Regions from separate parts of the Homo sapiens genome. Here region 1 is linked to region 2. A link is a loop called in an ENCODE intact Hi-C map of the cell type or tissue named here. Cell type or tissue: GM12878. All regions are shown on one strand. Links, peaks and the distances in the headings refer to the core of each region. The heading gives the core; the rest is flanking DNA.

Region 1 (5,380 bases), core at 280-5,279, 150 kb after region 2:
CCTCTGACAGTGATTTACTTTGTAACCTCAAGTAAGTCATCCTCTGGTATCTGAGTTTTAGATAAGTCAAGAACCTACCCTTGAAGTGGTATCGAGGGATAAATCAGACTGTCTGAATGACTGGACTGGAGCTTCTCAGAAGCGCAGTGCAAATCTGAGTTTCTAGTGTGCGGGCGAACCTGATGTTGAAACATCGGAGCTGGAAGAGGGCTCTTACCCATCCAGCCCAGCTTTCGCATTTGGCAGATGAGGAACCCAGGGAGGGGAAAATGACTTACAAAGATCACGTAGCCAATGAGTGTGGAGCTGGGGCCATAATCCAGTCCTTATGTGATTACTGTGAAGTTATCCTTTTCCCCCAACATCTACTTATGAATAAAGAGTTTATTAAGTGGTTAACTGCAAGGCAAGATTGCTCACAGTACTCTCAATGACACTCCAGGCTCAATGGCCTAGAGGACATAGAACAGAAGGAGGATTTAAGGAAACTTCTCCAATAAATCAGGCAAAATTTGCTTTGAGTGTGAATTCTAATCAATGCCATCATTTGTAGGAATGGGCCATGTCAGCAGCCCAGGGGTTGCTAACTTCAAGTAGGAGGTAGCCTTACGCAGATACTTGACTTGGGAGGACAGGAGGAAGAAAGCATTGAATAAACAAAGCAGGACTGAGGGTAGGAGTAGAGGCCTTCTAGGGATGCTGAACTTGTGCACAGAGAACTTCCTAACAGAGCACTACCTGCCTCTTCCTCCTACCCACCCCTGGGTTGCTTTTATAGGGGAGGAAAGCAAATCTTGTCCCTCTAGCCATCTTAGGTTCTCCCACTGAGGCCCTGTATATTAGACTAACAAAAAAGCACCTTCACCAGAGAAACACAAACAGAAGTTTATTAGCATGTGTCACACATACACATGGAGGTACCTAGAGATGAGTAACTCAAAGGGATTGTTAGAACTTGGGCTTATATAACATCTTAACAAAAAAACCCAATACTTTTGTAGAGAATTAACAAGAGAAAGGAAAAGCACTCTGGACTTCATGGGGTAGCAAGTTGTGGGAAGATAAATGGGAAACTCATGGACGGTAAGGGCTGGTTGGTCAAGTTTGTTCCTCTGGTCTAGTGTGTGGGATATAGGATCTACGGTTGTCTCAGGGGACCAAGAACTGTCCTGCCCTTCCTGGAAGAAAAAAGGAGAGCAGAGTTTTTCTTCTGTCCACTTCTTAATTATCATCAGCTCAGAATAATCCTTACGTCTGTTAAAGCAAACTAAATATGGCCTGAGAAGGACTCTGTACTTCTATATTTGAGTCCTTGTGGATGAACTGCAACCTAGCTTAACTGGTAGACGAGACTGAAAACCTAACTAGGAGTATGCACCTGTAACAGTCACTGAGTCTTGGCCAATCCCAGCAGCCATACTTCAACCACTCATACACTGCTGAGTGTTCAACTTGTGTTCAAATAAGGCAAACGCCAAGCTGTAGCTAGTCAGGCTGTTTCTCACTTCCTATTTCTATATGTCACTTTACTTTTTTTTTGTCTATAAATTTGTTCTGACCACAAGGCACTCCTGGAGTCTCTCTGAGTTGGCTGCCCAATTTGTGAATTGTTCATTGCTCAATTAAACTCCCTTAAATTTAATTCTGCTGAAGTGGTTTTTTTTTTTTTTTTAACACGCCAAAGTGGCATATTTTGGGGTGGCATAATCTGCCACACCCTTCCTTCCTCCTGAAGAGTTTCTTTGAGGAATTCAACCACTACATTTGAAGCATGCAACTATGGCAAACCTAATTAGAAAAAGTTGTGCTGATTCAGGAAGCCCCAGTCCCCGACTGAGTGACAGTAGATAGATGTGGGTAAAACAGTATCTTATTCTTGGCAGCTGAAAGTAAGTGAGAGGAAAGGGGTGGTGGAGGAGAGGAAGCCAGCAGGAGAATAGAAGAGAAAGTGGAGTGCACGCTCCTGACTGAGCAGGTCCCGTAGTCGACTTGATTGACAGGATGAGACTGAGGAGAGGCAGTGTGATCTCTGGGCGGGAGGTCAGAGCCTCTAGGCCAGAATCATGGTGGAGTTCGAAGAAGAAGAATGAAGTTTGAATGAAGTCCAACTTCATTCCCTAGAGAATTCCCAGGGACCTGGCTGTTCAGAAAGGAGCCTTGGGCAACCGATGGTGCCAGGGCTCCAGATGATTCCACCCCTGAGATAGAGTCCTTTGAGTCCTACAAAGTCTGGACTTCATAACGAATAATGACGGTGTCTGTTAAGTGCTTCCTAGTTATGAAATGTGATAAGCATTTTAAAAATGCAGTGTCTCATTTGATAATCACAACAATCTGTGAGTTAAATATCATTAGCCCATTTTACAGATGAGGGAGTTGAGGTTTAGAGATGTAAAAATAAGTGGCCCAAGCCCACCCAACATATAAGCAAACAGAGATTCCAATGAAATTATCATTCCAAATTCATATTTTTAATCATTATACTGCACTGCCTTCCCTTGGGTGGGTTATGACTTTCTGGGGAGGAGCCTTTCTGGAGGTCAGTAGCCACATGTTATAGCAGGGTCTAAATTTAGGATTCACACGGCGTCTGAGCTGCGGACAGAGGTAAGGCGAGTGAGTGGGGACTCTACATACTTGGAATCTGCCCCTGAGACCTGGTCTAGGCTCTTCTTTGAGTGATACCAATTGCCTGTTTTGTTTTTTTTTCTCTGAGTAAACCTGACCATTTCAAGCTCATTGTCAGGATTAGAAACCCTGACAGATCGAGGAAGAGAAAGCGAAATGGAATAGAAAGGAGAATGGGGGTGAGAAAGCAGTAGGTACTGAGTGTGTCCAACTGGGTCCTGGTCTTAAGCGTTCATCTGTCTCACAACAGCCCTGGTGTTGTGGAATCGAAGGACAGAATAAGATCGTCCAGCAGAGACCAGGACCAGAGATCTGGTTAGACCATACATATTTGTTTAGGCAGAAATGAAGACCAGATAATGTAGGGAAGGTGTGTGTGCATGACAGGTGTGGGTGGGAAGGCGAACCCAGAGAAAGGGGATCCCTGTGGGTGGTGGGGACCAAGCACACGAGGGTTTGGAGCAGCCAGGAGGGGTCTATGGATCCATAGGACTTCAACAAAAATAACAGACAAGCTAGTGGGTTCTAGGTGTCATGTTTTGGCATCTAGCTCAACTATGCAGGTCCTCGGAGCCACCACAAAATCCAGACAGACCCCTGATCCCAGAACACATTCTGTCTACTCCCTGGCGCTTGGCTGTCAGACTCTGCCCAGTTTGGGTAGAAAAACCGGCCACAAGAGGGCAGTAGGAAGCCACCGACGCTGGCGGATCTGCAGAGGGCTGGGTGCTCTGGGATGGACCAATAGGTTCAGATAGAAAATGACCTGGGAAAAAATGACCACAGCACCCCTGAGTGCCCCTGGACACTGCTGCCTCAGCCCCACCCTGGACATTCTGATTCTGTAGCCTGGGTAGGGGCTGGCAGTCTGAATTTTTAACACACAGCCCATGTGATATGGGAACTGCTCCCCCCAAGTATGCAGAATCTTCCATTGCACTTCCTTAAACCAAGATGACAAATAGGATTATTAGGAGAATAATATCTGTTAAAATGTTTTATTGGGAACATAGATAATATGACAGTGCATATATAAAATATATGCACATTTCAAAGAAGAATAAACACTGTGAATAGCTGTGCAAACACCTCTTAGGTTAAAAAACAGAATGTCACCAGCATCCCTGTGCACCCCTCCCATCTCATATCCCTTCCTCTCCCCATAGGTAACCTTGAGACTCTCCCATGTGGATTCACGTGTGTGAAGATAAGTGCCTTGTATGAACAACTTACGTACTCTTATCTCTTATATTGATGGACATTTAGGTTTTTCGGTTTTTTGTTTGTTTCTTTTTTCCTGTTAGGGACAATGTTGCTATGGACAGTCTTGCACCTGGAGAATTTTTCAAGAGATTTTCTAGGGTATATACGTAGGAGTAGAATTGCTGGGGTTTTGTGTATGCATGGTAAGCATTTGATCACATCAATATTAGGGAGATTTTGTTTGTTTATTTGTTTGTTTTTGAGACAAGGTCTCACTTTGTTGCCCAGGCTGGAGTGCAGTGGCATGATCATAGCTCACTGCAGCCTCCACCTCCCAGGCTCAATCAATCCTGTCACCTCAGCTTCCCGCATAGCTGGGACTACAGACATGTGCCACCACACCCGGCTAATTTTTGCTTTTTTTTTTTTTTTTTTTGTAGAGATGGGGTTTCCCTATGTTGCCTAGGCTGGTCTTGAACTCCTGGACTCAAGTGATCCTCCAGTCTGAGCCTCCCAAAATGCTGGAATTATAGGCATGAGCCACTGCACCTGGCTGGGACTTTTTAAAGAGAGTGAAAAGGCAAGCCACACACTGGGATAAGATCTTTGTAATATGTATAATTGATAAAGGACTAATATCCAGAGTATATAAAGAACTATAAACCAATTTTTTAAAAGACAGATAGCCCAGAAGGAAAATGGGCCAAAGTTGCAAGCACTTCACAAACAAGAAAATCCAGAAGGTCACTAAAAGTATTAAAAGATGCCCAACTTCACTGGTTATCAGGGAAATGCAAATTAAAGCCACAAGGAGATATCAACACATAACTTACAGATTGGTCAAAATTAAGAATTAGTCAATATCAAGTATTGTTGAGGCTATGGAATAATAGAAAACTCTCAGTCATTGCAAAATAAATTGATATAATCACTTTGAGAAACACTGATATCATCTAGCTAATCCTCTGTGGGAGCACAGGTTGGAGAATGCAATTGAATCTGGGAAGCCAAATGTTAAGTGCTGATGTGGCTCTGTGAAGGGAGTTTGCCCAGAGGTCTAAGGAAAGCTGTTGCCTTGGTGTGGCCATGGTCTCTGTGGGTTCACAGCCAAGCACCTGCAGGGAGGCCTGGGGTGCTGTGGGTCAGCAGGACCAGCAGTCTGGAAGCAGAGCGAGGCACAGAGGCGGACAGTGAAGTCGGCCTGGACCCTGTGGGGCATCTTATCTCATCACAAAGCGCTCCAGAGAGGAATGGCTCCTGCTTCACTCTCACTTCCCCAATCTCATCTAAATTCTTCTGGCCAACTCTAACAGAACATACAGGAAAGAGGGTTCTGGGCGATATAGTTTCCATCTGTATAAGTTTTCTATTATTGCTGTAACAAAACACAGACTTAGTGGCTTAAAAATGCAAATGTATCACTTTGGGAGGCTGAGGCGGGCGGATCACGAGGTCAGAAGTTCGAGACCAGTCTGGCCAACATAGTGAAACCCTGTCTCTTCTAAAAATACAAAAATACAAAAAAAAAAAAATTAGCCAGGTGTGGTGG
Region 2 (5,380 bases), core at 91-5,090:
ATCATGGTTATAAATATAAAATTTGAAACTATAAAACCTCTAAAAGAAAACAGGAAAAAATCAAGGAGGAACACATGCTAAGAAGTAGTAGGAGAGGAGGGCAGGTAGTAGATACAGTGTGCATTTGTCAGACACTGCTGGGTGCCTTAGTGTTGATTGTCTCATTTAATTCTTATAGCAAGGCCTGATCCTTGACATCCCGAGTCAGATGGTGAAACTGGAGAAGTTAGGCTATGTAGAAAACCCCCCAAAATGAACCCAAACCTCCTTCAACTAATAAACAATTATAGCAGGATACAAGGTTAATATACAAAAGTCAATTGCTTTCCTATATACTTGTAATAAACAATTGGAATTTGAAATTAAAAACACAATAGCATTTCCAATAGCACAAAAATGAAATACCTAGGTAAAAATCTAACAAAATATGTACACAATCTATATGTGCAAAAGTACAAAACTCTGATGAAAGAAATAAAAAATCTAAATAAATGAAGAGCTATCCCATGTTCATGGATTAAAAGACTCAATAGTGTTTAAGATATTAATTTTTCCTAACCTGATCTGTAGATTTAATGAAATTCCACTCCAAATCTAGGTAAACTATTTTTAGATAGTGCCCCTCTGATTCTAAATTTTATATGGAAAGGCAAAATACCCAGAACAGACAATACAATACTGAAGAATGATGTTAAGAACTAAAATTACCTGACTTCAGGACTGTCTTAGTGTGTTTGGCTATTACAACAAAATACCTTAGACTCGTAATTTATAAACAACATAAATTTATGTTTACAGTTCTGGAGGCTGGGAAGTCCAAGATCAATGTACCAGCAGATGTGGTGTCTGGTGAGGACTTGCTCTGCTTCATAAATGGCACCTTCTTGCTGTGTCCTTACATGATGGAAGGGACAAGGGAGCTTGCTTTTATAAGGGCACTAATCCTATTCATGACAGTAGAACCCTCATGACTTAATCACTCTCCAAAGGCCCCACTTCTTAATACCATCATATCGGGCATTAAGTTCCAGCATGTGAATTTTAGGAGGATGCCAACATGCAGACCATAGCAAAAACTAACTATACAGCTATAAAGTTATAAAGACAGCGTGGTATTGATAAAAGAATAGACACAGAAATCAATGGAAGAGGTAAGAAAGTTTAGAAATAGACACACAAATATAGTCAACTGATCTTTGACAAATAGTAAAAGGCAATTCAATAAAGACTAGTCTTTTAACAAGTAGTACTGGAAAAATTGGATGTCCATATGCAAAATAATAATAATAATAATAATAATAATAATAATAATAATGAATCTAGACACAGGCCTTATACTGTTCAAAAACATTGACTCAAAATGCATCATGGACCTAAATGTAAAATTCAAAACTATACAACTTCTAGAAGAAAACAGGAGAAAACCAAAGAGGAGGAGATGCTAAAAAGTAGTAGGAAGGGGCAGGTAGGGCACACAGTGTGCATTTGTCAGACACTGTCCTGGGTACCTTTGTGCTTATTGTTTCATTTAATCCTTATGGCATGGTCCGATTCTTGACATCCTGGGTCAGATGGCGACACTGGAAAAGTTAGGTTCATGGGAGGGCAGGGCCAGCCTGGCACCCTTCCCAGCTGTCCCTTCTGACCCCATGTGCACCTTCAGGGAACCCATTCTGCAGCCTCAGACACTGGGTGATTTTCTGGCAAGGGAGTGAGAGACAACTTCCTTCTTCTGTTTCAAACCTAATTTATCTCCAGGTGGAGTCAGGGCTTTCTACTTAATGATAGGAGTGAAAAGGCAGAAAAAATGACAAAATCAGGGCGAGGGTGAATGTTCCCATCAAAGCAGAAATGATGTAAACCTTTTGTATTTTCCCAGAGAAGCGGGGGCTGTAGATAGCAGCGACTGTGCTCCTTAAATAAAAGAAGGGTCAGCGACTTCTGAGAAATGGGAAAATGGAGTGCCTGGGGGTGCCCAGGAAGAACTGAAAAGACTGTATGTTGGCTTCCATCCGAGGCTGATCTATGGGCTTCGGGACCAGACAAGTGTGAGTTAGAATCCCATTTCTGTGACTCACCGGTTGAGTGAAATTAGGCAAGTTCCTTATCCTCTCTGAGCCATAGTTTTCTCATTTGTAAAATAAGGACAATCCCAAGTGACTAAATTATTTTACCATAATCATATGGATTAGTTTTAATCCATATGAATATAGTTAAAATTATATGAATATATAATCTTAATCCATGAACATTTTATCTCTCTCTCTGTGTGTGTGTGTGTGTGTGTGTGTGTGTGTGTGTGTGTGTGTGTGTATAGCATCTGGCTTTTAAACTGTTGCTCAAAAATATTATTTTCATTGTCACTTGCAAAGCTCAAATCAAAACTGAGCAGAAGGGAACACCCTTCCCTGTTTGGCTGCCAGGCGGTACACCTCTATGGGAACCACCAGCCTGGCCCTCCGAGTGCTGAAAGGGGCGAAACCTATCAGGGCAGGGATGGGATGGGAGATGCCAAGAAATGACCCAGTGATCCTCCCCAGGATCAGGTCTGGCCAGCCCAAAGTGTCTCTGCCCTTACTAATGCCGGAATACTTGTCAGTCCCAACCCTGTGGGCTGTGAGAAGCACCCAGTGTAATCAACCCACCTTCTATTCCGATTCCAAAAGGCTTTTACTGGGTGCCTGCCATGTGGCAGGTTTTATTCTAGATGCTGTGAATAGAGGTTGATGATGAGTGGTTGGTTTGGCCCTAGCGTAGCTCAGCAACTATAAAAGAGTGCAAACCATGCCTTAAAAAGCTGAGGCTTTAGCTCCAGGCGCAGCTGGCTCCGAGGCGGGGGTTGCAGGCAGCGGTAACCGGGCCTGAACCGTGCAGGAGACAGTTCGGAGTTTCCCAGAAAACAGCTTGCTCAATACGGGGTATCAGTTTTCCTCCCGGCACTTTCCGCCTTGTACCGAGATAACTGAATCAGTAACGCAGAACTCAGCTCATTCTATTGTTGGGGAATCCCAAAAACACCCCAAGGGAGAGAAAGACAAAGTGCTGCACAAAGAGACTCGCAGTCGGCGTCCGCCCTCGCTTGAACGCGTCCCCCTTGCGCCCGGGGGGCGCTGCGCTCCCTCCAGGAGAGGACGCTGCGTCTAAGTCTAAGAGCCTCCAGTGGAAAGTCCCGGAAGCCCTCCCCTGGGCTTGAGATTTTTGCTGGCTGAAATGGAGCCTGGAAGTGCTTTTCTGTGGTTTAGATGGGGAAGGAATGGGGGAAAGAAACGGTTCGGGAAAGGGGAGAATGGAGGGGAGAAGAGGGAAGGAAGATGGCAGGAGCCTCGGAGGTCAGGCTTGCAAGCAAAGCAAACACCAGGCTCCAGAGGGGTTTGCAGGCTACAGAACACCGAGTTTCGAGAGAATCACATGTTTATCTTCTCTTAAAATTCTCATACTGAACGATCTGGATGTGACTCAGCTCACGCAGTCGCTAGCTGTGGCACCGTGTGAGCTACTTAACCTCAGAAAGAGTTTCATCATCTGTAAAATGGGCATCACGGCCTTGTGGAATGGATTAAAAGAGCCAAAGTGCATAAAGCTCACGCAGTATCCTTTATAAGCAGTTTGTAGGTCTCCTTCCTTGAATTTCTTTCAAGCTCCCAATAGCCAACGGGAAGCCGAACACACTTTCACACTAAAAATGGGAATTCAGGGAAGTATCATCAGGTTCTGAACTATGTTTTAAGACTCAAGTCAAACACCAAAACTGAGTCACCACCTAATGTGTGTGCAGCACGTGTTAGGGGCAGTTTGCTATGTGATGACTTGAACGACAGTTTCTCTCTCCTGGGACTTTCATAAAATTCCTTTGGTGTTGCCACACACTTCTGGGATTCTCCACAATGAGCCCATTGCTGAGCCTGTCTCTGCAGATGTTTATTAAACAAGCAGAATTTAGGGGAATAGTCAGCAAGTCTTCACCAAGTTCTTCTATGTGGGCAGCTTTTGTGGTGTGGCCAGGGTATGAGGATAAAGAGCAACTTGGAAAAGTCTGGGGAGAATTTAAGTAGCCTGAAGAGTCTCTGTCCCTCAGGGAGGAAAGCTGAGAAATCGTTTCCATATTTATGTGTCAATTGCTTTATGTCCATTTATTTGATCTTCCTTACAAAATCTTGCATAGAAAATTTCATCCTCATTTTACAGATGAGGAAACTGAAGCTTAGAGAGCTTAGGTCACTTACCCAAGTTCATCCAGGTAGCAAAGTGTCAGGTCTGGATTTAAATCAGGTTGAGTCCAGTACCTTTTTCTTTTTTATATCACGCTGCCTTTCCCTAGAAGCCAAAATTTCTAGGAAATAAATGAACTGCAATGACAAAGCAGCACATTTTCCCATGTTCTTTGCTCTTGATCCCTACCTACTCTTTTCCCGGAAATAGACAATAAAGCCACCAGGATACCTGAGACAGCCTTGGTCATCTTTGTACCGTAGCCAGCACCATGGATTTTTGCCTAGTTACTTTCCCATCAGATTTTAACAGAAAGAACACTGTATTTGCCAGCTCAGTACAGCATATCTCTGGCTCTGTTTTCTCCCCAGCAGGAATCCGAGGGTCTGTCTCTGTATGTGTTATCATCAGACTGGTAAAGAGTTACATGTGTCAGCACAGAAGAAAAGAGCTTTGATGTGAGTTCAGCATGTAAGAAAGCCTTCATTGCTGTCATGCTTTCAACAGGTTCCCCACGACCCACCACTGCCTGCCAAGATGAATGTAAATGAAGCAGAAGTCTCACAGGGTAAATTCAGCTTCCCACGACCTGCAGTTGGACAGGGTGGCAAGGAGATGATGATAATTCCATGGCTCCCAGCTTAATTTCTCTTGGGGAGGGGTATGTGGACTCTTGCTATCCTGGAGTCCATATCATGCAGGACTCCGGAACATAAAAGGCAACAACAGTGAAGTGAGTGCCTGTTACAAACAAGGCTCAACTCAAAGCTAACAATTCTTCTTTATTAGGATACCACTGATCAGAGCTGCAAAGTGTACTCACATCTGTCATTTCGTGTCATTCTTACATAAATCCTGTAGCTGGGCACAGTAGGAAGAAGCATTCTCATCATGGCCACTTAGCTTGCTCGAGATTACACAGAACCATGCCTCTGGTTTCCTGGTACAGTGCTCCGGCAGGTGACGGATGCTCCTGGGTGACATATCACGGATCTCTCTGAGGTGAGATCTTCATGATTCTATATCATAGGCATCTCTTTATCTTCAAGTTGGGCAACATCAGCAGGGTTCCCATGAGTATGTGCCCAGCGAGGCTATTTAGTTCCTCTTATCTTTTTTTTTTTCTACTTGCCCTCGTTTTTCCTGAGATTTTATTTCCTTCCTAGCTGGC

What was found. A loop is a pair of places that touch in the nucleus more often than their neighbours do. Peaks named below come from ENCODE experiments on the same cell type or tissue, not always from the same donor. Only the 100,000 strongest peaks of a DNase experiment are listed, where the experiment ranks them.
Region 1: it touches region 2 in a loop (5-fold over the local background); 1 of 110 quality-filtered maps calls a loop at or near these places.

The regions. Positions count from the first base shown.
Region 1 is chr2:37,889,048-37,894,427 of GRCh38, reverse strand. No RefSeq gene overlaps it. Among named protein-coding and RNA genes, the nearest start is that of PIRAT1, 16 kb to the right of the region's middle. In GM12878, for the core only: a CTCF peak has its summit at 3,308 (motif pointing right); DNase peaks (open chromatin) are centred at 1,397 and 1,897; H3K4me3 peaks cover 681 bases; H3K27ac peaks cover 1,714 bases.
Region 2 is chr2:38,035,981-38,041,360 of GRCh38, reverse strand. It overlaps RMDN2-AS1 (RMDN2 antisense RNA 1), which reads left to right and starts at 5,020. Exons shown (of 4, transcript NR_102712.1): 1 at 5,020-5,211. It also overlaps a transcript of RMDN2 not described here. RefSeq lists a silencer at 2,695-2,764. In GM12878, for the core only: a CTCF peak has its summit at 3,114 (motif pointing right); DNase peaks (open chromatin) are centred at 3,000 and 3,390; H3K4me3 peaks cover 940 bases; H3K27ac peaks cover 3,268 bases.